2 separate regions of the Homo sapiens genome follow, and region 1 is linked to region 2. A link is a loop called in an ENCODE intact Hi-C map of the cell type or tissue named here. Cell type or tissue: GM12878. All regions are shown on one strand. Links, peaks and the distances in the headings refer to the core of each region. The heading gives the core; the rest is flanking DNA.

What was found. Hi-C counts contacts between places; a loop is a spot of excess contacts. Peaks named below come from ENCODE experiments on the same cell type or tissue, not always from the same donor. Only the 100,000 strongest peaks of a DNase experiment are listed, where the experiment ranks them.
Region 1: it touches region 2 in a loop (3-fold over the local background); 4 of 110 quality-filtered maps call a loop at or near these places.

What each region holds. Positions count from the first base shown.
Region 1 is chr3:46,293,926-46,306,135 of GRCh38, reverse strand. No RefSeq gene overlaps it. Among named protein-coding and RNA genes, the nearest start is that of CCR2, 54 kb to the left of the region's middle. In GM12878, for the core only: no CTCF peak of the experiment used is centred there; a DNase peak (open chromatin) is centred at 6,725; H3K4me3 peaks cover 385 bases; H3K27ac peaks cover 2,662 bases.
Region 2 is chr3:46,091,828-46,104,037 of GRCh38, reverse strand. No RefSeq gene overlaps it. Among named protein-coding and RNA genes, the nearest start is that of XCR1, 70 kb to the right of the region's middle. RefSeq lists an enhancer at 6,289-6,398. In GM12878, for the core only: no CTCF peak of the experiment used is centred there; DNase peaks (open chromatin) are centred at 5,447, 6,047, 8,517 and 11,137; H3K4me3 peaks cover 1,760 bases; H3K27ac peaks cover 7,566 bases.

The sequences.
Region 1 (12,210 bases), core at 2,000-9,999, 200 kb before region 2:
TTTAAGTATCAAAAGTCTGATTTGCTAAATTGGTTCTGTTACTTTATAATTTATTGTACTTGGTACTAAAATTTAAATTTTTTTTTTTATTTCTGAAGGTATAGACACTTGTAATTAAAAGGGCATTATGATTTATTAGCTATAGGATATAAATAAGCAACGCATGTAGATTTCTTATCTTAAAATATTGCTTATGATTGATTATTGTCTTATTATCTTAACTCAGGATGTTTTGTTATGTGAAACAATAACTCCCCTTTTTGTTTAATCTATTAATTTTGGTTAGCTTTTGTGATAGTTGTGTCCAGAATCATCCTGATTCAGATTTACTCCAGATGAAATTAATGATGAATTAATTGAAAAAAGACTTTAAAATTACTGTATTTTGTTATTCTGGAGAAACAAATGAAGGAATTACTTGATACTAAAATAGAGCAATGACTACAAAATAATATGGGAAGAAATGACACAAAAAGAAGGAGTATATGAAAAAGAACAAATCAAAAATAGTAAAATCTTAGAAATTAAGATTATTGTCATCAAAATGGAAAATAATGCTCTCCAAACTACACACAAAGAAAATCCATGAATTGGAAATTAATATGGAGAAACCCACCCAGGACATAGCTCAAAGGAGCAAAGATATTTTATGTGGGAGAACTAATAAGAGACTAGAGAATAGATTGAGAGACTGACATTTGCGTGGTGTTTCAAAAAATAAGAGAGAAGGGGATCAGTGAAAACTAACATCGGAAAAATTAATAACTAATAATTATTCTAGAATTGGAGGACATGAATGTTCTATTCAACATATGCCTAGATATATTATTGTGAAATTGTAGCACATTAATGATGTAGAGAATCCCTTGAAAGACATCATCGAGAAAAGATTGGTTTTATGCCAGATGACAAGGTGTTCAAGGAAAATGACTATCAACATAGAATTTTACACCCTGCTAAATTGTTATTCAAGAGTGAAGACAAATGAAAGACATCTTAAGACATACAAGGATTAAGGGATTTTACTCTTTACAGGCACTCATTAAAAGAACTATTTTTAAAATGTGCTTCCACAAGAAGAAAAGTGAACCTAGAAGAAAATCATGACATACAAGAAATGGCTGTAAGGACAGAAACTGATAAAAATAGATTGGTAAATTTAACTGCTGATGGAAGAAAACTTACGTTGTTTAGAAATGTAAAAGAAAACCACCTAAACAAAATCCCCTAAACCTCAGGGCAGCAATGACTAGATAGTAGGGAGGTAATGCTCATTGAGCAAAGTGTGCAAAAATTTATGTCGCGTTGAGAAGAAAAATAGAAATATTGAAAAACTTTAGAATCTGTTAGAAAAACCTGTAATTCAAGATGGATGTTTTTTAAAACAAAGAAAAATAAGAGTAACTTCAAAGAGAATTGACTACACTGTATAAATTCCAGGGGGAAAAGCAGACTAAAGACAAGGGAAGAGATTTAAGAAAGGAAAAAGTTGGTCAACAGAAAACAAAACAGATTAGCTAAAGCGAGTCTGATTATATCCGTAATCAAAAAAAAGTTAAAAAGTAATGGAATAACATAATTTCTTAAGGATGTAGACTTTCAGACACTGCTTATACAAGAGCTCCTATAACAAAAGCACATAGGAAGACTGAAAATAAAGGGATGGAGAGGTATTCTAGAAAAAAAATTCACCAAAATCATGCTGAAGAGTAACATCAAATAGAATTTAAGGCAAAAGGTTTAATTTGAGAAAGAGAAAAACTACATAACATTAAAGAAACAATCTGCCAAGAAGGTAATTTTCATTTTGTTAATATAACAAGAAGAAATACAAAATTCTCAGCATTATAAAATGTTAAATACTGACTTTTCAAAAATTTTACAAATAAAATATTTTCCAATTTTTACATCAGAAATGAGGTTGCTCCCACAGACATAAGGCTTTATCATATTTTACACTTAAAATTGCTAAGCACATTTCAAATCAAGATTTTTCCTGTTAATAATTTCAAATTCGTGATAATCGTGATCAATGAGAAGCTTTATTCAAATAAGTAAGTGACAAAAATGAAAGCAAAATGTTTAGAATCATTCAAAAGTTTGCAACAGTTGAAATGATATTTGAAGGATCTAATAGTTGTCTTTCATTAGAAAATATAATGTTGAAATATCTTGAAATTTGAAATACAGACAAATATCAAAGGTATCAAATGTTTCACATGTAGGGTTTTTAACATGATGCAGTGCTACTTCACAAATCATGCATATATTGTTAGAATGGTCACCCTGCAAATGGTCGGGATGCCACTAAAAGGGCACAACAGCCACAATGGAGGGAAGTGACCAAAATATGTAAAACAGAGAATGGGTGCTGCCGCCAGGAGCTATATCTTCCAGGAGCCCTGACTGAGCCTCCCTAGCCCCCAACTCTACTGGAGACCTGGGCTGTGCTCCGGGTTCCTGGACACCTGTAACATGGACAAACTCCTCCTGCGATTTGACAGACCCCTTGTTCTGGATTGGCAGTCAAGGGCTCTGTAACTGGCTGGTGATGTGGATGTCATCCCTGGGCTTAGCACATACCATAGAGCAGCAAAGGCTGAATAAGCCTCTTGTGCCTGCCACCCGGGGTGAGCTTCCTGAGCCAGGGCTGCCCTCTGAGGAACCCCAGACTATGGCGCTCATGATAAGGCATTGCCCAGCTGTCCTAGGGCTGAATAAATCAATACGCTACAACATACTCATAGCCCATTCATGGCCTGCCAGCTCAGATGTTATGAAACAGAGAAGACACAGAACTTACAGAAAAGCTGACCATGTGTACATTTATACTAGACTTATTAGCAAGTTTGCAAGTAACTGTATCATACAGACCACACTTTCTGACCAGTTTATTAGATTAAAAATCACCTTCATATAGATTGCAAAAAGCAGAAGAACATGTGTTTGGAAGCTAAAAATAAGTTTCTGGCCAGGTGTGGTGGCTCACACCTGTAATTCCAGCATTTTGGGAGGGCGAGGCAGGTGGATCACTTGAGGTCAGGAGCTGGAGACCAGCCTGGGCAACATGGTGAAACCCTGTCTCTACTAAAAATACAAAAATTAGCTGGGTGTGGTGGTGGGTGCCTGTAATCCCAGCTACTCGGGAGGCTGAGGCAGGAGAATCACTTCAACCTGGGAGGTGCAGGTTGCAGTGAGCCAAGATCACACTACCACACTCCAGCCTGGGCGACAGAGCGAGACTCCATCTCAAAAATAATAATAATAATAAAATAAAATAATAAGTAAATTTCTAAAGGACTTATGAGTTAAAATGAAAGCAGAACAAAAGTTACAAAATATTTAAAACTAAATGAAAATGAAAACATGGATCCATAGTTTGCCATTTACTCTTCTGAAATCTAAGATTCTGAAAACTGCAACTTCTTTTCATAACTCTGTGAGTAGCCTAATCTGAGGCTATTCAGTCTTAATTAACTCACCTTTAACAAGAGTGATGAAAAGAAATGAGAAAAGGTACAAATAAGTAATATTAAAGCAACAACAAAAGATAGCTAAATGGGATAGAGGGTAGGCCTCAGGAGAGAACAGAGGGAGTAACTTTACGCCAATTCATTTGGAAATTTGGATGAAATGAATAACTTTCTAGAAGATTATGCATTTCCAAAATCAACTCATGAGAAATAGAAAAACTGAATAAACTTTTAAAGAAATCGCATTATCTCAGTTTCCTCTCTTTCCCAGCAGATTTCCAGAATAGGAAATATAAATAACCAATAAACATGAAAATAAGCTCAACTTTCATTATAATCAATAAAATGTAGATTGAACCTGTGTTGGGTTCACATTTCCCACACATCTGATTAGTAAAAATTAAAATATGTGATAAAGCCAAGTATTGGAGAGAACGTGACAAAAGCTACCATCTCCCACGATGTGGGTAGAAATTTAAATTACAAACCCATTTGTAAGAAATTTGGCATATCTATAAAATGTAGAGATGCCCTGATCAGCGCTTCTATTTTTAGGTATACATCCGGCCTAGAGAAATTTCTATACATGGGCACAAAGAAACAACAAGGGTGCCGGGCTCGGTGGCTCACGCTTGTAATCCCAGCACTTTGGGAGGCTGAGGTGGGTGGATCACCTGAGGTCAGGAGTTCAAGACCAGCCTGGCCAACATGGTGAAACCTTGTCTCTACTAAAAATACAAAAATTGTCCGGGCGTGGTGGCACACGCCTGTAATTCCAGCTACTTGGGAGGCTGAGGCAGGGAGAATTGCTTGAACCCGGGAGGCAGAGGTTGCAGTGAGCCAAGATCTTGCCATTGCACTCTAGCCTGGGCAACAAGAGTGAAACTCCCTCTAAAAAAAAAAAAAAAAAAAGAAAGAGAGAAAGAAAGAAACAGCAAGAGAGCCAGGGTGTGGCTGGAGCAGAGGAAGTGAGGGGGAGTGTGGTGGTGGGACCCAAGGCAGAGCAGGGGGTTGGGAGCCAGGTCTTGTGGGGCCTAGCAGGCCATGGGAAGGGCTTTTCCCTTTACTGGGAACCAGCTGGGGAGCTAGTAGAGGGCTCTGGGTAGTGGAGGGATGGATGTTTTAACAGGATCTCTGGCTGCTGCACTGAGCATAGCCTATTACAGGAAGGGCAGAGGAGGGAAGCAAGCCCCACCTGTGATGGTGGCTTGGACGAGGACAGTAGCAGTCGCGATGGTGTTAAGTGGTCAGGTCGTAGACGTAGCCCCAGGCCACACTATTGATGCTAAGCACATGGGTGGCACCAGCCTCACTGCCACAAACAGTCTAGTTGCGAAGGTTCCAAATTTCCAAACAGCAAACAAGTCATCTCTTCTAGTTTGTACTTATTGGAAACCAGCTTCTCCTTTTCAGGCAAGTTTCTTTCCTGTTCCTTGTTGGAGAGAGGAGGACACTGCTATTTCTGCTTCTGTAATTTTGAGTGTTTGGGAAGAATTTCTAAAAGTAAAGGGTGCTTGACGGATCCTAGTCACAGCAAGCATGGAGGTATCATGAAAGGCAGTAGGAAAGCAAACCCCGAACCAGAACAGCAAAATCCCTAAGGATCCCCACCCCCACAAAAAAAGCATTTTCAGAAACAAGCAATGAAATTAAACAAAATAATAATAATTTGAGTTTGAATCTGGCTCCAGAAAAAAGGGATTATCCTGTAATTGGTGCTTCTTTGTAAGAGGGAATCTGTTCCTTCGTGTCATTCTGTGAAAGGGAGATTCTCATTTTGCTCTGTCTAGGCACCAAGCCATTGACTCTAAAGGGTTGATTGGATATCCTGAGTTTGGAAGTTTATGAAGAAAATAAGAAAATTAGTTGAAAAGACTCGAAGTCATTCTTTGAAATGTACAGGTTGCCAACAGTTAATTTGAACATACATCTATCAAAGAACAAGTATCAAAAGCAAGCCAGCTAGGTGATTCTGTCACTTATAACCTCAGCCTGTTGCTGGCCTTGGAAGATTAGGAACATTCACCACCCCGTCCCCTCGGGCTGGTCTGAGCATGGATTGATGAGCAGAGCACCAGATGGACTTAGTTCTGCACCTATCCCACTGGCAAGAGTGCCAGTGCAACTGTTTAGGGCAACCTGCACAACCAGCCATACCCACCCCTCCTCATCCACATCTTGGTAAAACCCATAGCTAAGACCAAAGAAAGATCTCTTCGTTTTGGTTCAGTCTGGTTCCTCTTTTTTAATCCTTGTAATATTCATGTTTTTTTTTTTTTTTTTTTTTGTCGTCTGCTGTCCTTTTTGCATCCCACACAGGCCATGCTAATCCACCCTGACACAGGCTAGACTTGCCACTTCCTTTTATTAAGGCTGACACACTAACTGCCAAGAGTATCTCTCTTTTTGCAGTTTTACAAAGCTCAGACTTTAAAGTAGGTGATTTTCACAACTCTGTGCAATGTTCTAGCTGTTTTTCCCTTGTTGGATACTTGGCAGATCTACTTCAATATAAGAACTTATGAGCTGTCTTTTTCTTTTGTTATGTCTCTACAAGATGTCTCCTTCCTCTCCTCTCTTTTCCTTTCTTGTTAAAGCCTTGGATGTTCTAATTTTGAGGTGGCAGTGGTTTAGGTTTACCTGGTTTGTGGTGAGTGAAAAAAGCTCTTAGTCATCATAACGATGGAATTTAAGGCTTGACCATGGATGTCGGGGATTGATAATTCGGTTTGGGATTCCACAAAATGACACTGTAGATGCTAACTCCACTGGCCAGGGCTGCATTGCTTTTAATTTTCTATGCAGGTCTTGTATGACTGCCTTTGAATCTACTTTCTCAGTTACTTTTCTCTTTGACTTAGACAAGTTCCATTTTTAAATCATGACTGCTTGAAGTTAGGGGGCCTGAGATTCAGTCCCTTCTCTGCCAGTAAATGAGACACTGGTTCTGAAATGCTATCCCTCAGGACCTTGGTTTCCCCAAAAGTAAAGAGGGAAGATCAGGCTCTATTCCAGCTCTAACAGCCTGCATAATTTGGGAAGTTGTCTTTTACTATGTGCACTGTGCACTAAGGAAAGAAAAGAAGGGGGAGCCATCACCCTGGATGTGTTTTCCTCTGATGTCTCGTTTGCCTGTTTCATTATGATTCTAAGAAAATGGAGTGAAAGACGGACGAGGCTACAGAAATGATGTGTCTCTCTCATTTAAAAGTTTTTTTTTTTTTTTTACCTCTTTCTGTGCCCTCCCTGACAGTGGTTCTCTAACTTGTCCTTGTTAAAGCAAGGATTGACAAGGCCACCAAGAGAGTTTCTGGTTTAGTAGCTCTGGGGTAGGTTGGGGCCAAGACTGCACTTCTGACATCATGTGGCTGAGACTGCTGGTCTGGGGATCACACTTTGAGAACCACTGTTCTATGGAACTAGTCTCAAAGCCACAGTCTCCTAAATTCCACAGTCTCAACTTGATCTCTTTCTCCAGCACCTGACTGGCTGGTGTTCCTAGCATAGGAGACCCCATTGAATCGGCACCTCACTTTCATCCATTTGGTTTGGGCAAGAGCACCTATACTCAGACTAAGTGTCTCAGCCTCTAAACCACATTAAGCGGCCCAGGTAGAGGCACCGAACTCCATCTGGGCCAATGAGCGGCTTCCAGGGTGACCTGGAGTGGAGACAAACAGATTTCAGCCTCTCAGATTTCACCCTTTACGATAGAAACCCTCAGCTGGTGGAAGTAAGACATAAAGAAAGCTTATTCGCAGCCACAGGAAGAGAGAGGCAGAGGTTAAAAGATAAGTTGAGATGAGAGAAGCAGAAGGAGATCCTTGTTGCCCCAGTCTCCCATCTCTGTCAGCCGCCCTTTTTTGAGGCCCTGCTGCACCTGTCTTTGAATTCCATGAAGAGCTCCTGTACCCTTAAAATAAATTCCTCTGTTGGCTTAACCCAGAGGTTTTCAGGTTTTCATGTGCCTCAGCTCCCTTCATTAATATACACTGCTGGATGCCGCACCCAGAATTTCTGATTCAGCAGGTCTGGGTTGGGGTTGGGGCCTGAGATTCTGCATTCCTAGCAGGCTCGCAGGTAATGGGATGCTGCTGATCAGGGATCTGACTTTGAGAACCAGTGGCTGCAGAAGTAGCCTTAATATTTCTGCTTGTATAATAAAAACTAGGGTGTCAACGGAGCCTCCTGCTCCTCGAAGAGTTCATGTAGTAGTTTAATATTTCCACTATTCAGTCCCCACAATGACCCCTGGGGCAGAGGGGGGTGTTGCAATTCCTGATTTACAGATAAGAAAACCATGGCTGTTGGAGGTTAAGTTACCTGCTGACATCCCTCTCTTAGAGAGGGCAGAGCTGCGAGTTGAGCACAGCACTGTCTGACTTGGAAGCTCATGTTCTTAACTTGTGCTCTGTTTCACTTCCCATTGTGGCCAAACTGGATCTGTGTTGCCATCTGGACATGGCCCATGCTGAGCCCTCTGCGCTTTTGCTTAGGCCGGTCCTGCCTGGAGTGCTGTCTGCCATGGGCTCTACCCAGCCATCCTTCAGAGGCCTGTCAAAGTCTCCCTCCCATGTGCAGCATCTCCAGATTTCCTAATCTCTCTCCACTTCCTATCAAAACATTTATAACGTCTTCCTCCTTTGAGTAGCCATCACACTTTGTATTTATCTTACTATCTGTTGTCTTGTCTCGGAGTCACGTGTTTTCCCAGTTCCATGCACTGGGCTGTGAGATTCTAGAAGGTGGGAACTGATCTTACTCATGTTTGGATCACCCATTCCCTCCACTCCCAGCACCTGGCTCAGTGCCTCAAACACACCCAGCACTCAGCAGATGCCAGTGAGGTTTAACTAGAAAAAAAGAGTGGTTTGTTCTTTGGTGCAGGCTGTGGCTTAGGGAGATCACCCTGCTGGATGCTTATCAGGAGCGCTCTAGGGCCGTGGGAGGAAGGGAAGGGGAGGAGAGGATGTGGGAAAAGAGAGGGGGAGGCCACGCAGTCTCAAAACCTCAGCCTACCCCACATGGCACTCTGGGGCTAGGATGGGCCTGCAAAATTATGCAGGGATGAGGCAATGGATGAGGGCCGCCCTTGCCCCTGGACAGGGGCATGACTTTGGGCAAGGTGACTCTTTTCAGCCAACATGATTCCCAAAGAAGGCTGAGAGCTTGGGGTATGTTAGCAGAACTCCAAGCACTGGGAAGATGAGCCCTTCAGTGCCAGAGGGGAGTCTAGGGATGCCACATAATGACCACTGCATCCCTTTAAATGACCATCTTCATCTATTTGACCCTGGTGCTCCCCTTCTGCTGCCTGTTTTCTGCACCTTATACTCAACCCAGGGATTTAGGGTGGCCTCTCTGGTGTGGCAGATTACCCAAAACCCATCTCTCCTCCTTTCTCTGGCCATGATTGTACTCAAGACAGCCTCCTTTGCAGCTAGGGGTGGCCAGGTGCACAGTCCTGGCCAATGAGACCTAAGTAGAAGTCTGCTGAGGATTCCTGGGAAATTTTCCCTTCCTGATATTGTTGTTGTCCCTTCCTCCTCCTAGTTTTTTTCTTCCTGCTTGGAATGCCATCTGGAGCCCATGTGGCAGCCACAGCATGAAAGCCTCATTTCAAAGAGATGGATGCAGCTGCTGGGGTTTGTGTGTGAGTTAGCAAGGCCATATTCAGTTGAGTTCCTGTGGCTGGGGTTCTACTGTATGTGGGGATGGCGGGTGGAAATGGGGGCTGTGACAGATGCAATATACTGGAATGCCACCCACCCCTGTTGCTATGGCTATTGGGGCATTGTTCCTATATACCTGGTTATTTAGAAGCTGGAGCTGTCAGTCATAGATTATAGGTCTTGGATTTGGGGAGTTGATGAAGAGTTTTGGAGAGTAAGGAAGGGGCACTATAGGGTGGGTGTGGAGAAGGCAAGCCAGCAAGAAACAAGCATAAGAAGAGGAAATGATTAGGTCAAATCACTGCTGTCCAATAATGGTCACTTCCTACCAATTCCCAGTGTTGTGCGCACAGCCAAGTCTTTCATGGGCCTTACTCAAGACTAGGGAGGGGGCATGGGAGAGCTTAGGCTCTGAATCTTGTATTCCTCACTGATAAGCTGTGTGAGCTTGGGCAAGGCAGTTAGCCTCTCAGTTTTCATTTGAAAAAAGATGCAATGTGACATACAAATAAGAGATATGCCATGAAAAACACTGAAAATAAATAGATGAGAAATGGAAGAAAACAAGTGGACACCAGATCCAGGCCACCAGGGGTGTGCTCCAAGGTTCAGAATTGCTGTATGCCCTACAACAACGTGGCTGTCAGCTGTCCAGCAACCAGAGCAAAGAGCAGAACACATCTATGTTCTGATTCTTTTTTATGTTGTTTGTTTGTTTGTTTTGAGGTGGAGTCTCGCTTTGTTACCAGGCTAGAGTGCAGTGGTGTGATCTCAGATCACTGCAACCTTTGCCTGCCAGGTTCAAGTGATTCTCCTGCCTCAGCCTCCCAAGTAGCTGGGACTATAGGCATGCGCCACAACTCCCAGCTAATTTTTGTATTTTTAGTAGAGGCCGGGTTTCCCCATGTTGGCTAGGATGGTCTTCATCTCTTGACCTCGTGATCTGTCTGCCTTGTCCTCCCAAAGTGCAGGCGTGAGCTCCGTGCCCGGCCATATGTTCTGATTTTTTAGACTCAGAAGATCAGGCAAGGTAGTTCCCCAGTAGATTCACAGTCATTCTTGGTACAGGATTCAAGGAGAAAAATGTCTCAGAGAAAATGGGTTTTCTTTGAGAAGACACAGAAGCGATGAAGCCTGTCCTGAAGTCTTTTACATCTTGAAAAAAGTGCTTAAATAAGCTTAGAGTCCCACACTGGTGTATCAAAGGCTCTGCAAGTCTCACATCTTCCAGAGCTTCTGGAGCACAGAAGACCATCTTTGACTTCTTCTTCCTCTTGTCCTGTTTTTCTGTAGCAGTCATTAATTAGTGTGTCCTGGAGAACAGGATGGCAACTACCAGTGCAATGTAATGAACGTCCTTTTGAAGATCCATGGAGTAAAGACAGCTTCGAAGGGCAATTTTATTTTATTTTTTATTTATTTTTTGAGACGGAGTCTCTGTTGCCCAGGCTGGAGTGCAGGGGTGCCATTTTGGCTCACTGCAACCTCCGCCTCCTGGGTTCAAGTGATTCTCCTGCCTCAGCCTCCCGAGTAGCTGGGATTACAGGCACCTGCCACCACACCTGGCTAGTTTTTGTATTTCTAGTGGAGATGGGGTTTCACCATGTTAACCAGGCTGATCTCGAACTCCTGACCTCAGGTGATCCACCCACCTCGGCCTCCCAGAGTGCTGGGATTATAGGAGTGAGCCACTGACCCTGCCTCAAAGGGCAATTTTAAAATAGAGCACTCCTCACTGGGAGTCGGTGGTGACAAGCTGAGGCACAGTCCAGTAAGCAGTGTTTCGAGTGGGGAGAGAAAGCCGGGGAGTGTCTGGCTCGGGTAGGCATTCAATCTCTCTTTCTGCACTCAGAGAGCAGTTCCTTGCTAAGGGACGAAGGCCATTCTTAGCACATGAGCTATTCCTTTCTTTCCTGATTACAGGAGTTGAAATTTCCTTTTCATGGGTTTCCTGAAAGCAAAAGTAACATCCCTGGACACCTTGCTGGAGAGGCAGTGTATTACTTGTAACCAAACACATATTCCCCCAGTAGGAAGGTCACATGAGTAAAGGAAAGAAAGGCCCTGTGTGTTGGCCCAGTCTCCACTTGTCCATGAAGCTTTCTGTAGCAGCCCCAATTTCAGCCCCTTCTCTGTTGTTTGCACATTGCCTCAGCCTCCACTTCAGGCAGTCTCTTCTGTCTGCCTTATTGCCTATATAAGCATTTCTAAAACTTTAACCTGCCTACAAATCATCTGGGAGTCTTGCTAAAAATGCAGATTCTGATCAGTAGCTCTGGGGTGGGGCTTGAGATTCAGCCTTTCTGAAAAGCTCCCAGAGGGTATGGATGCTGTTAGTCCATGAACTTCACTGTGAATAAGGAAGCCCTACATCAAACCATGGCACTGCTGTTCATTGCCTTCCAATTGTTTCACATCCTCTGTGCATGCCATAATGCTTAATTCAATACTGTGTCCATGGACGCTGGTTCTAAGTGTTTGGTGGGCACCATGGAAGCTATCAGAAAATCACAAAAACTAACCTGATTCTTCAGTTTCAGGAATTGGAGCTAGGATCATGGACAATTAAAGAGAAGAAAACCTCTGCCCCTCTCGCAGCCCCAGGATGTCTCAGTTTCAATTCCTGTGTTGAAATCCCCTTCTCCTCACCTGTTCTTTCACCTTTTTGTCTTGGCTTCTGTAGAAGGATTGAAACTAACAACCTTTGAGTTTAAGTACTTAAAGTAATTTCCTTCTTGCAGGTTTTGAGTTATCTACATGATTCATCTCCCCCTCTGCTTTTTGAGAGTCTACAACTCCCTGCCCCAGCAAGCCCCCAAGCCCACTCACTCCTGGGATGTGTCACAGTTGCTTTGCCAGTTCCCTGGGACTCCCCCTTGCTCTGTGATATCAGCCTTCTTTCTGGAATAGAGAAGACGTGGATGCCTGCCCCATCCACATCTCACTAATCCTTTCTCTGTTGTTTGCACACTGCCTCAACTGGGGATCCTGTGTGCCGTGCTTTCTGCAGAAGAGCCACACAGCCTCAAGGTCATGGAGGCTGTGAACATGGGTGGGACCAAGAC
Region 2 (12,210 bases), core at 4,202-12,201:
CTGTCTCAAATAAATAAATAAATAAATAAATAAATAAATAAATAAATAAATAAATAAATCCATAGGTTGTGCCTGTGACAGGTGTTTCTGGATCTTCTCTGCTAAAGAGGAAGCACTGAGAGGCTGAACTGTCTCTGACTAAATATTTTTAATGTTTTGAAAAGAAGCAAACTTGGGTCCTTTAAAAGAAAAGCAAGTCTGTGTTGGAGGTGTAGATTGGAGAGTTGGTAAATAAATTTCTCTTCTGTCAGTTTCACATTAGCTTTTCTGCCACCAGGTCCCAAAGCACTGTCCATTTCACCCCTTGAACCCAGCCTTATGCTGTCAGTTGTAGGGAAGATCCTCCCTGTGGACTGGAAAAGCCATCCCATAATAAAGAGCACACAGGGCCAGGCGCGGTGGCTCATGCCTATAATCGCAGCACTTTGGCAGCTGAGGCAAGCAGATCACGAGATCAAGAGTTCAAGACCAGCCTGGCCAACATGGTGAAACCCTGTCTCTATTAAAAATACAAAAATTAGCTGGGCATGGTGGCACGTGCCTGTAATCCCAGCTACTCAGGAGGCTGAGGCAGAATTGCTTGAACCGGGACCCAGGCGGCAGAGGTTGCAGTGAGCTGAGATCATGCCACTGCACTCCAGCCTGGACTACAGAGCAAGACTCCATAAAAAAAAAAAAAAAAAAAAAAAAAAAAAAGCACACAGAGGTGATTGCCAGCAGTCAAGCCACGTGGGGAAAAGCCAAACACTCCATCCCTCCCAGAAGAACCCAGTAAATAGGCGCCAGTGGACACCATGAGAACCCAGGGCTATTGGGAAGAAATGTGTAACAGAAGATTCCTGGAGGGTTAACCTTTAATGTGACAAGGTTCTTAAGGCCTCATGGCTTCACCAGTGTTCAGAAGAGGCAAGAAACAGGAGGGAGCATTCTCTTCCTTTGTAGAACACTTTGCAGTTATAAAGTACATTCTTATTTGAGTCTCATCACAATTCTTCAACATAGGTAAGGCAAGGCTAGTATCTCCACTATGCAGGAGAAACATGAGGCCCAGTAAGTTAAAGTGATATATCAAAGGTCATATGACTCAGCATGACAGAATCAGGTCATCTTGACTCTCCATTGCCTACTCCAATGTATAACTGGGGTCTCTGCTTAGGCCAGGGCAGCACCTAGGCTGGAAATCAAGTGGTGGGCACCTCTAGAAATGCTTGGTGAGATGGTCACTAGGTGACTATCAGAGTTTGCAAATTTTAAATCTTGCAATAATTCATTTTGTAACTATATTATATTGATATTCATCAACACTAACTGATTCATTCTTGCAACTTCTGGTGGTTTTTGAAACGTGCTTGTAAATTATTTGACACTCTGCACATTAAGAGACAGAGTCAGTATCCTCACCTCTTGAACTTGGGCGGGCCCTTGTGGCTGCATTAATGAACAGAATGTAGTAGAAGTGTGACTTCTGAAGTCAGATTAGAAAAGATCATGCAGCTTCTACCAGTGTCTCTTTAGGAAACTTACTCCAAGGCTCCAGCTGTCATGTAAGAAGTCTGGTTACCCTGGAGCCACTTTGGGGAGAGATCATATGGAGGAGATTGAAAGATAATGATAGATAGATAGATAGAAGATGATAGATAGATAGATAGATAGATAGATAGATAGATAGATAGATAGATCCTCCAGCTGTTTGAGTCCTTCAGCCCAGGTTCTAGACCTGTGAGTGAATAACTCTTCAGAATGGCCCTAACCCAGCCACTATCTTTTTGCACCTTAATGATAGACCACATAAGAACCACCTGGCTGAGCCCAGCCAACCCTAGAATGTCATTGCTTTAAACCACTGTTTGGGGTGGTTTGTTACACAGCAATAGCTAACCAGAGCACATCTTATCAATTTATCTAATAGGAGTTTATATTTATGCAAAAGTCATAATAGTATCCTGTAATCTGGGACTCCCTTGTCCATGCTTTTGGCTTGAGCTCCCAGTCCATATTCCAGGTAAAGTTATTCCCTTGGTGGCAGTGACTCCAAGAGCAGATATTGTTTCTGAAACAGAAACATAAATAGTCTTCATCAATGGCAATTGTTGTTATTTCCATTATTAATGAAACCATACTAACCAAATTAGGGCTGAATGTGGATATTAATTATTCTTCCCCTTCACATCCTCTCCTGCCCTTACTTGCTCTTTAGAAGCCTACTTTATAAGGAATCATGGAGTTTTAGAAAGTAAAAGCGATCTGGGAGACATCAGGACCCACCCAACTATTTTACAGAGGAGGAAAATGAAGCTGGGGAGAGGCTACCACTTGCCCCAGCCTGCACAGTTGATAAGAAGGCCAGGTGGGACTAGAACACAGGTCTCCAGGCAATCAGGTCCACATCCTTGATTCTCTCTTTCATCTCATTCTGTCTTGGACTGAAAATGGACTCTGCCACTTTTAGCAAGGACCCTCCTGAGGAAAATCCAGACCCTGAAGGCTGACCACTAGGTCATCTCATAGTTGAGAGGAAGCTGACTAGTGTCCTCTCAGCCACCTAGTATGACTCTAGGTCAAATCAAGATCCCATCCAGGTTAATACATTCATGTGAACAGCTATTAAAAACAAACAGAACAAACCAAAATGGAACCAAAACAAGCAAGGTTGGTGCTTTTTCTTTTTCACTGAAAGTGGGAAATAAATGAGAGTTGTCTGTGCTTCTTGATATTAATCGTGTGAGGTGGCAGAGAAAGATGTGGGACTTGAAGCAGATTCAAAATTCTCCCTCCCACCAAATCCAAAAAACACCAGAGATTTTTGTTCATTTGTTTTTGAGAAAACAGGCAAAAGTCTTCCAAACCAAGGAAGGAACAAGCATCATACCATACACTACTTTGCAAAGTGCGGTCAAAAGCAGAACTGGAAAATACTTGGCATCATCAAGTGGCTTCCCCCAGAAACAATAAGGATGGAAATGGGGTGGAGCTGGGTCAGAGGGATGTGGCCTGGAAGCTGAGTGGACAGATTCTAAAAAGTATTACTTAAATCCCCAATTTTAAGGAAGTTGATGAGGAAGGCTGATTTCTAGCTTCCTAGATGCTCAGAACACATTTTGGGGTTGCAATAAAAGTGGAAGTTATTGGTGAGGGCAGTGGCAGGGGGTGATGTCCTTCACGTTAGAGCCTCTGGAGGTTGGAAAGTACAAAGACCAGGGTGAGCATAAAAGGAAGTGATTGATGGAATGACTGGACCTAAACTGCTGTGGAAACTGGCCTTCACCATCCCACCTCTCCCTAATCCCATGGGCAGAAAATGGCAGCTTTTACCTTAAAAGCTGGAAAAATAATCCTTTTTTATTTTTATTTTATTTCAATAGTTTTCGGGGAACAGGTGGTTACAGGGATAGATTCTTTAGTAGTAATTTCTGAGATTTTGCTGCACCTGTCACCCAAGCAGTACACTGTGCCCAGTGTTTAGTCTTTTATCCCTTACCACCCTTGCACCCTTGAGAAATAATCTTTTTAAAAAGCAAATAAAAGCTGACTGGAAGGGGCTGAGGCTTCCAACATGGGAGTAACATCTTAGAGCAGGGGTCTCCTTGAATTGGTTTGACTTCTCCCACTCTCACAGAAGAAAGCAAGATTTACCCATCAGCACCCCCTTCCACAGCCAGAGAGCTCACAGTCACACCTTCTCATTCGCAGAAGGACCCCAGTCCCCCATTTACTTCAACTTAACAACCCAACCTAGAATGCATAAATAGAAATGAGCTGCCACAAACACCATTCACTCAGGAAAAGAAAAGGACCAAGATAAGTCAACAGAACAAATGAACTTGGAGGAGGTAGAACAAGGAAAGGAAAAAGAACTAAGTAAAAACCTTAAACTCTAATTATCCTCTTGGAGAACCAAGATGATACGTCCGTAAAACAAAACCCACACTTTGGGAGGCCAAGGCAGGTGGATCACGAGGTCAAGAGATTGAGACCATTCTGGCCAACATGGTGAAACCTCGTCTCTACTAAAAATACAAAAATTATCTGGGCATGGTGGTGGGCACCTGTAATCCCAGCTACTCAGGAGGCTGAGGCAGGAGAATTGCTTGAACCCGGGAGGCAAAAGTTGCAGTGAGCCCAGGTCACGCCACTGCACTCCAGCCTGGTGACAGACCGAGACTCTGTCAAAAAAAAAAAAAAAAAAAAAAATCTTCTATTAAAAAGGAGCAGTTGAAAACCAAGAGTTTGTTCTAAATCCCTTTTAAAATATATTTACTTTTTATTATCACAAATATAATACATTCAATTTTTTTGAAACCAAAAGTCAAAGACAGAAAAAATACATTAAAAATTCAAGAAGAACTTGCAGAATACAGAGTAAAATGACCAAAATAAAATGGGTAATTGGAGAAAAAAAATACATAGGGTCAATTTAGGTGGCTCAACATTTACATTGCAGGAATTTCAGAAAAGGAGAAGAAGGAAAACAGAAAGCAGAAAATTATCAAAGAAACAATTGAAAAAAATCTCCCGGAGTTGAAGAAAGATATAAGCTTTGGATTGAAAGACCCCAAGCACTGAGCACAATGAACAAAGAGTGATCCATAGAAATAACCTCTTGGAATTTCAGAGCACCAACAATCTAAGGAGATCCTAAACACTCTCAGAGAGAAACAAGAAACAAATAAACAACAAAAGAATAAGAACCAACTTTGGGAGGCCAAGGCAGGTAGATGACTTGAAGTCAGGAGTTTGAGACCAGCTTGGCCAACATGACAAAACCCCGTCCTATTAAAAATACAAAAGTTAGCTGGGTGTGGAGGCAGGCACCTGTAATCCCAACTACTCCAGAGGCTGAGGCAGGAGAATCACTTGAACCCAGGAGGTGGAGGTTGCAGTGAGATGAGATCACACCACTGCATTCCAGCCTGGACAACAAAGACTCCATCTCAAAAAAAAAAAAAAAAAAGAATAAGAACCAGATTGGCATCTTTCTCATTAGCAGTTTGCACCTCTGAAACAGAGAGGAGTTAGCTTTAAGGATTCTCAGACCCTGTTTAACTCAAAAGCTTATGAATCCAAATTTCTAGCAAGTGTGAGCATTGCCATTGAGATCATGCGACCCTGGCAATCTTGATGACAAAAATGGCTGGGCTCTATTTTCTGTTGTTGTTGGACAAGAATCTCCCTTGATATCTGAAGCTAAGAAGTGCTAAGAACCTCATGCTCCTCCAACAGCATTGCAATAACTTGCTCCAACAGAAGGCCAAGTCCACATAGATTAACCTTGATGTTCACGTAGAAAAAGGCCAAAGACCTCACACACTGAAGGCCAGCAATCCCCTGCAAGCCCTGCTCCAGCCCTTGAAGAAGCCAGCAATCATTTGGGCTGTGGCCTCCCACAGAGGAGTGAGTCTTCTCTGTTTTGCAAGAAAAGCAGGAAGTATGTTGAAAGTCATAACCACAGCAAAAAACTGCCACATCAAACTGAGAGGTGCTCTCTAAACATGGAGATATCATTCACCACCAGGAACCCAGATGAAAGTAAATCCCACTGTCCACAGAGTTACTTACACACCTGTTCATGTCTTGGCCAGGATTTTATCTAAAATGAAGTTCTGTGTGTAGTAGGTTATTAATAAAAGCAAAACAAAGAGAAACAGAAACTTCTACCCTCACCTGTCCAAGAGAAGCCACACTCGTGGTGAGATCCTGTAACAAATGACAATTAATTTGACCTTTCTAACTGGAGTGTCTGGAATTGTGGGGTCAGGTTTTGAAGATGAGAGGCTGTAACTAAGAAATATCCACTAGCTGTTAGTAGAGAGTCTACAACCTTGCCTTTTAAAGTGTAGTTCTCAGAGCAGCAGCAGCAGCTGCTGCAGCACCAGGAGGCTTTATGAGACACAGAGTCTTAGGCCACAAGCCAGACTGCCTTTCACCAAAATCTCCAGAGGATACATTTGGGCATTAAAGTTTGAGAGGTGCTGGTGTACAAGACCTGGGTGGATGTGGATGTGCATGTGCTGGGAGGGACCCTTCTTGGAATTTTGTACCAAAGATTGTGACCCTCTTAGGCAATCAAGTCTGAGTCATAGAGGAGGCCCCAGAAATTCAGCCTAGAAACGCCTGTGTTTAAAAACAGAAGGCCATGGCTTCCAGGAAGGATGATCTATTTTATAATACCGTAAGGTTTCAAAATGACTACAGCCCCCTTATCCGCCTCCACTGAGCTCCACACCGTCGTCTACCCTGACACTCTTGGTGCTGGAGACATAGGGGTCCGGAGCAAGGCAATCACAGGGGACAGGAACCTTGCTTTTTGAGACCCTGGGCCCCAGAACAGCTCTAGCCAAGGCTCCCACACCCCTCATTCTAGAAATGAGGGTTTTCTAGAAAGTCAGGCCTGCATGCAGGGAAGGGAGGTGAGGGTGCCCATGAGTGAGCCGCTCAGAAATCCCTTCTCCAGCCCCACTCTCTCAGTGACCCCACCTGGACATCATCTACTCTATCCACAAGAAGCGGGTTCAGCCGAGGGGATTGACCAGAAGCTCAGGTGTGAGCCTGAGGGCTGACTGCTGGTTATTTTTCTGTCCTGGAACACCTGACCCACCTGCCTGTCTTCATGTCGCCAGTGTGGGGAGGGAGAGAGACAACTAACTATAACCAGGAGGGTCCCCGCAGTGGCTCCGGCCTCGCCTCCCCTTTCTTGCCTGAGACACTAACTTAGTTCCTGGTTTGGTGCCTGTCGGCGCCTCCATTACCAGTAGCTTAGCTCCCACCGTGGGGAGGGAATCAAAGAGGTTGTGCCGCCCTTGCCATGTAGCTGCCCCTGAATCTCATCCAGGTCAGTTCCAGATTCTAAACTGAATTTTTTTCATGATATTGTCAAAACAGTGAGGAAACATTTTTTAAAAGCCCTATAGAAAAAAAGAAGAAGAAAGAAAGAAAGAATTGGGTTCAGCTGCAAATAACAGGAAAAAAAAATAGTGGCTTAAACCAGTGCCTCTCAAACCATCCTGTACACAGAAATCACCCGGGGATCTTGTTAAAATGCAGACCGTGATTCAGAAGCCCTGGGGCTGGCCCTGACGTTCAGCATGTCTAATGGGCTCCTGTGCGATGCCCAAGCTGCTGGTCCACAGAGCTCACTCCATAGGGAGGGCTTCAGCAAGACAGGAGTGTATTCCTCAGCCACAAGAAACCTGGAGTCTGGCCCTCCAGACTATATCCATCGCTGGTGATGGGACCATTGGTACACCAAACCTCAGCAACATTCAATTTACCCATCTAACAAATCTGCATGTGTACCCTCAGAACCTAAAATAAAAGTTGAGATAGAGGAAAAAAAAGAGTTTGTTGCTTTCAGCCTCTTGATTAGTGAGATGGAAACAAACCATCAATACACAATGCTGTCTGGCTTCCTCTGTGTGGAAAGTGCGGATAGGGATTGAGAGGGTCCTACTTGCCAAGGCCACAAGTTTGGGATGAGTCAGCTGCATCATACATCAGCAGATGAGCTGTGAGGCAGGGATGCTCCAATGGGCACAGAGCAGCCAGACCCACAACCTGCCCTGAAGCCACTCAGAGATCACAGTTCAGTTACAGGGTACATGGTGGGCGGCCTAAGAATGGGGAGAAACTGGGGACCTAGGACCCAGGACCTGGCCACACTGAGTGGACGAGATCAGCTTCAGGTCCCGGGAAAGTTCTTCCCAGAAGGCAAAAATGATTCCTGAAGCATATGGTCATTGTGATACCTTGGCTGGCAATATAATCTGTAGTCCAAACCAGGGACAGTGTTGAGAATAGAAAGCCAAAATCACTTAATAGGCCTTAACTGATCTGTGGTATGCATTAACCAGTTGTCGGCAAGTCCAGAACTGTGGACCTTCTCCTAACCCTGTGAGTGGACATCTGCCAGGTAAGCTGGCCACAAGCAGACTGCACTGGAACACTTAGGGTCTCCATTTTGGCCTAGATGATCCTCAGGTCAGGATTCAGACATGTTGGGCAGCATCAGAAGGACAGGGTGGGTGATTGTGGTCCTTGATAGCAGGCATAGGGCTTCAATAAGGAGTGAAAGCTCCTGTAAAGCAACTACTGACTGTTGACAGTGAACGGATTCATCAGAAACTCAACTCAGGCTGGGCGCGGTGGCTCAAGCCTGTAATCCCAGCACTTCGGGAGGCTGAGGTGGTTGGATCACGAGGTCAGGAGATGGAGACCATCCCGGCTAACACGGTGAAACCCTGTCTCTACTAAAAATACAAAAAATTAGCCAGGCGTGGTGGCAGGAGCCTGTAGTCCCAGCTACTCCAGAGGCTGAGGCAGGAGAATAGTGTGAACCAGGGAGGCAGGGCTTGCAGTGAGCCCCACTGCACTCCAGCCTGGGCATCAGAGCGAGACTCCGTCTCAGAAAAAAAAAAAGAAAGAAAGAAAGAAACTCAACTCAAACCAGCTTTAGCAAAAAAGGGAATCTGTGGGCTGTGTAACCAAATCACACAGAGTACAGAGGTGCAGCTAAACCCAAGGACAACTGGATTCGAAGATTTGAATATTGCCAGGACTTCCTCTTTCTTCACCTACATCTTCGTCAGCTTGGGTTGCTATGACAAGTTACTATAGACAGGGTGGCTTAAACAATAGGCATCTATTTCACAGCTCTGGAGGCTGGGAAGTCCAAGATCAAGGTGGAGACGGATTTGGTTCTAGTGATGTCCCCCTTCCTGGCTTGCAGATGGCCAGCATCTCAGTATGTGTTCCTATGACAATTCTTTGTGTGTGCACACTTGAAGAGAGAGTTTCAGTGTGTCCTCTTCCTCTTCTTTTAAGGGCACTAATCCCATCATGACTTCATCTAAACCCAATTACCTCCCAAAGTCCCCACCTTCCAAATACTATCACATAGGAGGTTAGGACTTGAACATATGAATTTGGGGTGAGGGACACAAACATTCAGTCCATAACAACCTATGTCTCTGATTCTCTCTGCATATTGGACTCATTCTCTCAGTCCAGCTGTCCCCACAAAGTCAAAGCCATGCCTGCAGGCAGCTCTGAACCAACAATGGCAGGGAGGAGAATCAGCATCCTCACCAGCTCCAGGTGGAAAAAAATCCCAGAGAAGGCTCGTGATTGGCTTTGTGGGCCCACTTGCCCATTCCTGGCCAATTGCTTTGGCCAAAGGGATGAGGCCACTGTGATTGGCCCAGGCAGATCGTGTGTTCATCCTCACACCACAGGGATGGTTGGATTGGTGAAAAAGCAGCTTTCCCCCAGAATGGGAAGGCTGTTGTAGGCAAGCCAAGCAATGAATGCCCATTGCAAAGGGAGCTGGAAGTGGTTAAGGGATGAAGCAAGGGCTGTGCTAAATGGAACTATTGGCCAGTCTCTGTAAGATGCCTGGGGCTGCTTAGAAATACTTTAGGGGACTTACTTTGCAAGGAGCTGAAATCATGAAATAACATGTTGTAAACCAAAGAAATGTGTTCATTACTGTTAATATAGGGGCTGAAGTACCCTGGTACTATGATATCTGCAATTTACTTAAAAATATATTGGCACTGAAAATGTAATCTAAGTGTGGGTGTAGCCTTTTAAATCTTCACTCCAGAGGAAGCCAGTTGCCCTAATCAAGACAACTCCAGGGTGGTAATTAGAGTGTAATCGGAAGGCCATACCCCAGACGGACACCCACAAGTGCTTCAGCTGTCTTCTTCTCTGATTAGTGCCAGCAGTTTTGTTCATTAATATAATGAACATGGACATGAGTTTTCATCAGTGAAGCATGAAACTCCACAGCAAGAAACTCCACAAACTTACATGAACAGGCCATTCGAATCTAATGGGCCTTTCTTCCTCCCTACTTAGGAATGTCACCCACGACATTTGTGTCAGCTTCTGGTTCAGGAGAATGCGGGCCAACCTCAGTCTGACTAGATGGTTCACCAATCCTACTACTAGACTGTTGTGATATTTGCCTTAACTGAACCTCTCTTTCATGCAAGATCTCGTTGGAACCTCCTAAAGAACAGAGATGCTGGACTTTATCACACTCAGGAGGTGACTGATGTGAGCCTGCTTGCTAATAAATGTCTGTTTTGGGGGGAAGAATTCAGTCTGAGACTTGCTTTTATGGTAACCTGCAGTGAGGCTGTGAGGAGGAGCTGGCCCTAAACACCTACTACAATGGTGGCTGCTTTTATTAACCAAAAAGAACCTCCCAATTGTACAAGATCAAATTGGGAAGTAGAAGGTGCCCTTGTAAGCTCAGTGTGTGTGTGGGTTGGGGAAGACAGTTTTCATCAGAAAGATCTATCATCCGTCATGTCTCAGGGTCACAACCACTAAGTCAGGAAGCCAGCCCCCAAATAGGTGGGGAAAGGGTTTTGGGTCTAAGGCAGGGCCCATTCTAGAGAGACTAGGGAATGAGCAGATTTCCATGAGGAAGAGAGAGAAGACCCAGGAAGTGAGGCAAAGGCCTAGCAGCCAGAACTGGAGCACAAGATTGGAACCAGAGCAATGAGAGGACCTCCATGGAGGTGAGCCATCCAGAATCCAGCAGGAAGGACCATGAGTATGGTTTTGGCTGTCACAATAAGAAGGCTAGAGAGACCCGGAAGCAAACCAAGCCTGACAGCCCTCCATCCATCTGAACAACACCCCAAAACTACCATGAGGAAATGCAAGGAGGTCAGAATTTACAATGCCTAACTCTTTATCAAGAACCTTGAACCATCATGTTTCCCTTCCAATGATCAGTATTTTCATGGTCATTGCAAAGACTATCAAGGAAATACCTTTGTAGCTGCTGGCATGAGGATTTCTTTGAGGAAAAAGGGCCTTTGAGAAGCCCACTTCTCAAAGAGTCAAAGGGAGCTTCCAGCCTGGACTTTGGGCTGTTCCCATATTTTCTGTGGAAGGAAAGAGATTTTCCATAGCATGAAGTAGAAACAAGGATCAGAGCTGGGTGCTGTGGGAAAGGCCAGGGAAGAAGAGGGGAGGCACTGCCATAGCCCAGGGAAGGTTTCAAGGGGTTTGCGAGACACATTATGTGTGAGGTTAGCTTTCCCTGGGTCCCTCTATTAAAATATGTAGCAAATTCTCACTGCTTATTTATGCATGTGCGCTTCCTACTGCCCAGGTGTTGAAACTGACCTAAGACAATTTGGTCATGCACAACCACAAAGTTCCTTTTGGTTACTATCAGCTGCCACCATCAGATAAGAGTGGAAACTCACCCACTCCCCTGCTATCTCAATCCAAGTTACCCCAGGAGCAAGGCTCAGAATGAATTCTGTCCTAAATAAAAACATTTATTAGCAAGCAGGTAATGTTTTCAAATGCAAGAGAATTGTTTAGAGCCACAAAGAGATGATGAGGATGAAAACAGAGACCTTAACCAAACATAAGCACATGTCTCAGTGAGAAGATATTAACTTTTTCTAACTATATTTATTTATGCACACCTGTTACTTCATTCAAACACTTATTGGAGACAGGAACAACTTGTGTTGCTTTCAAAATCCCCATGGGACCTCACTCTCCAAACAGCAGGGGTAAAATAAGATAAAACATGAACCTTGAGTGCATACAAAGGAGCCTTGTGCATTGTGAAACATTAGTGATGATTCTTTGTTCTGTGAAGGTTTAGACATTGCAGGGGTAATTATGGGATGTTGCACCTCCCAAACCAAGCACTTTCCCCCAAGGTCTACCAGGATGATCTGCAAGAAGACTCCCTCACAAAGACACAAAGGGAACCGTGGGAGTGGCAGGCTTCATCTGTCTAGCTGCAGGTGCAAGGAGGAAGTCTACTCCAGCAGGAAAGTTTAGGTGTCTGGAATCTGCATAGTTCAATAACTGCTGTGGTTTGAATGTTTGTCTCTTCCAAAAGTCATGTTAAAATTTAACCCCCAGTGCAACACTGTAGGGAGGTAGGGCCTGAAGTAACGTCTTTAATCATGGGGGCTCGGCTCACATGAATTGATTAATGCCTCTGAAAAACAGGCTCAAGGGAATGGGTTCATTCTCTTTTTTCCCTTCCACCATATGATGCCTTCTGCCACGTGATACCTTCTACTTTGCAATGACACAGCAAGAAGACACTCACCAGATGACTTGATTTGGACTTCCCAGGCTCTGGAATTATGAGCCAATAAATTTCTGTTCATTATAAGTTACCCAGTCTGTGGTATTCTGTTATAAAAGCACAAAACAGATTAA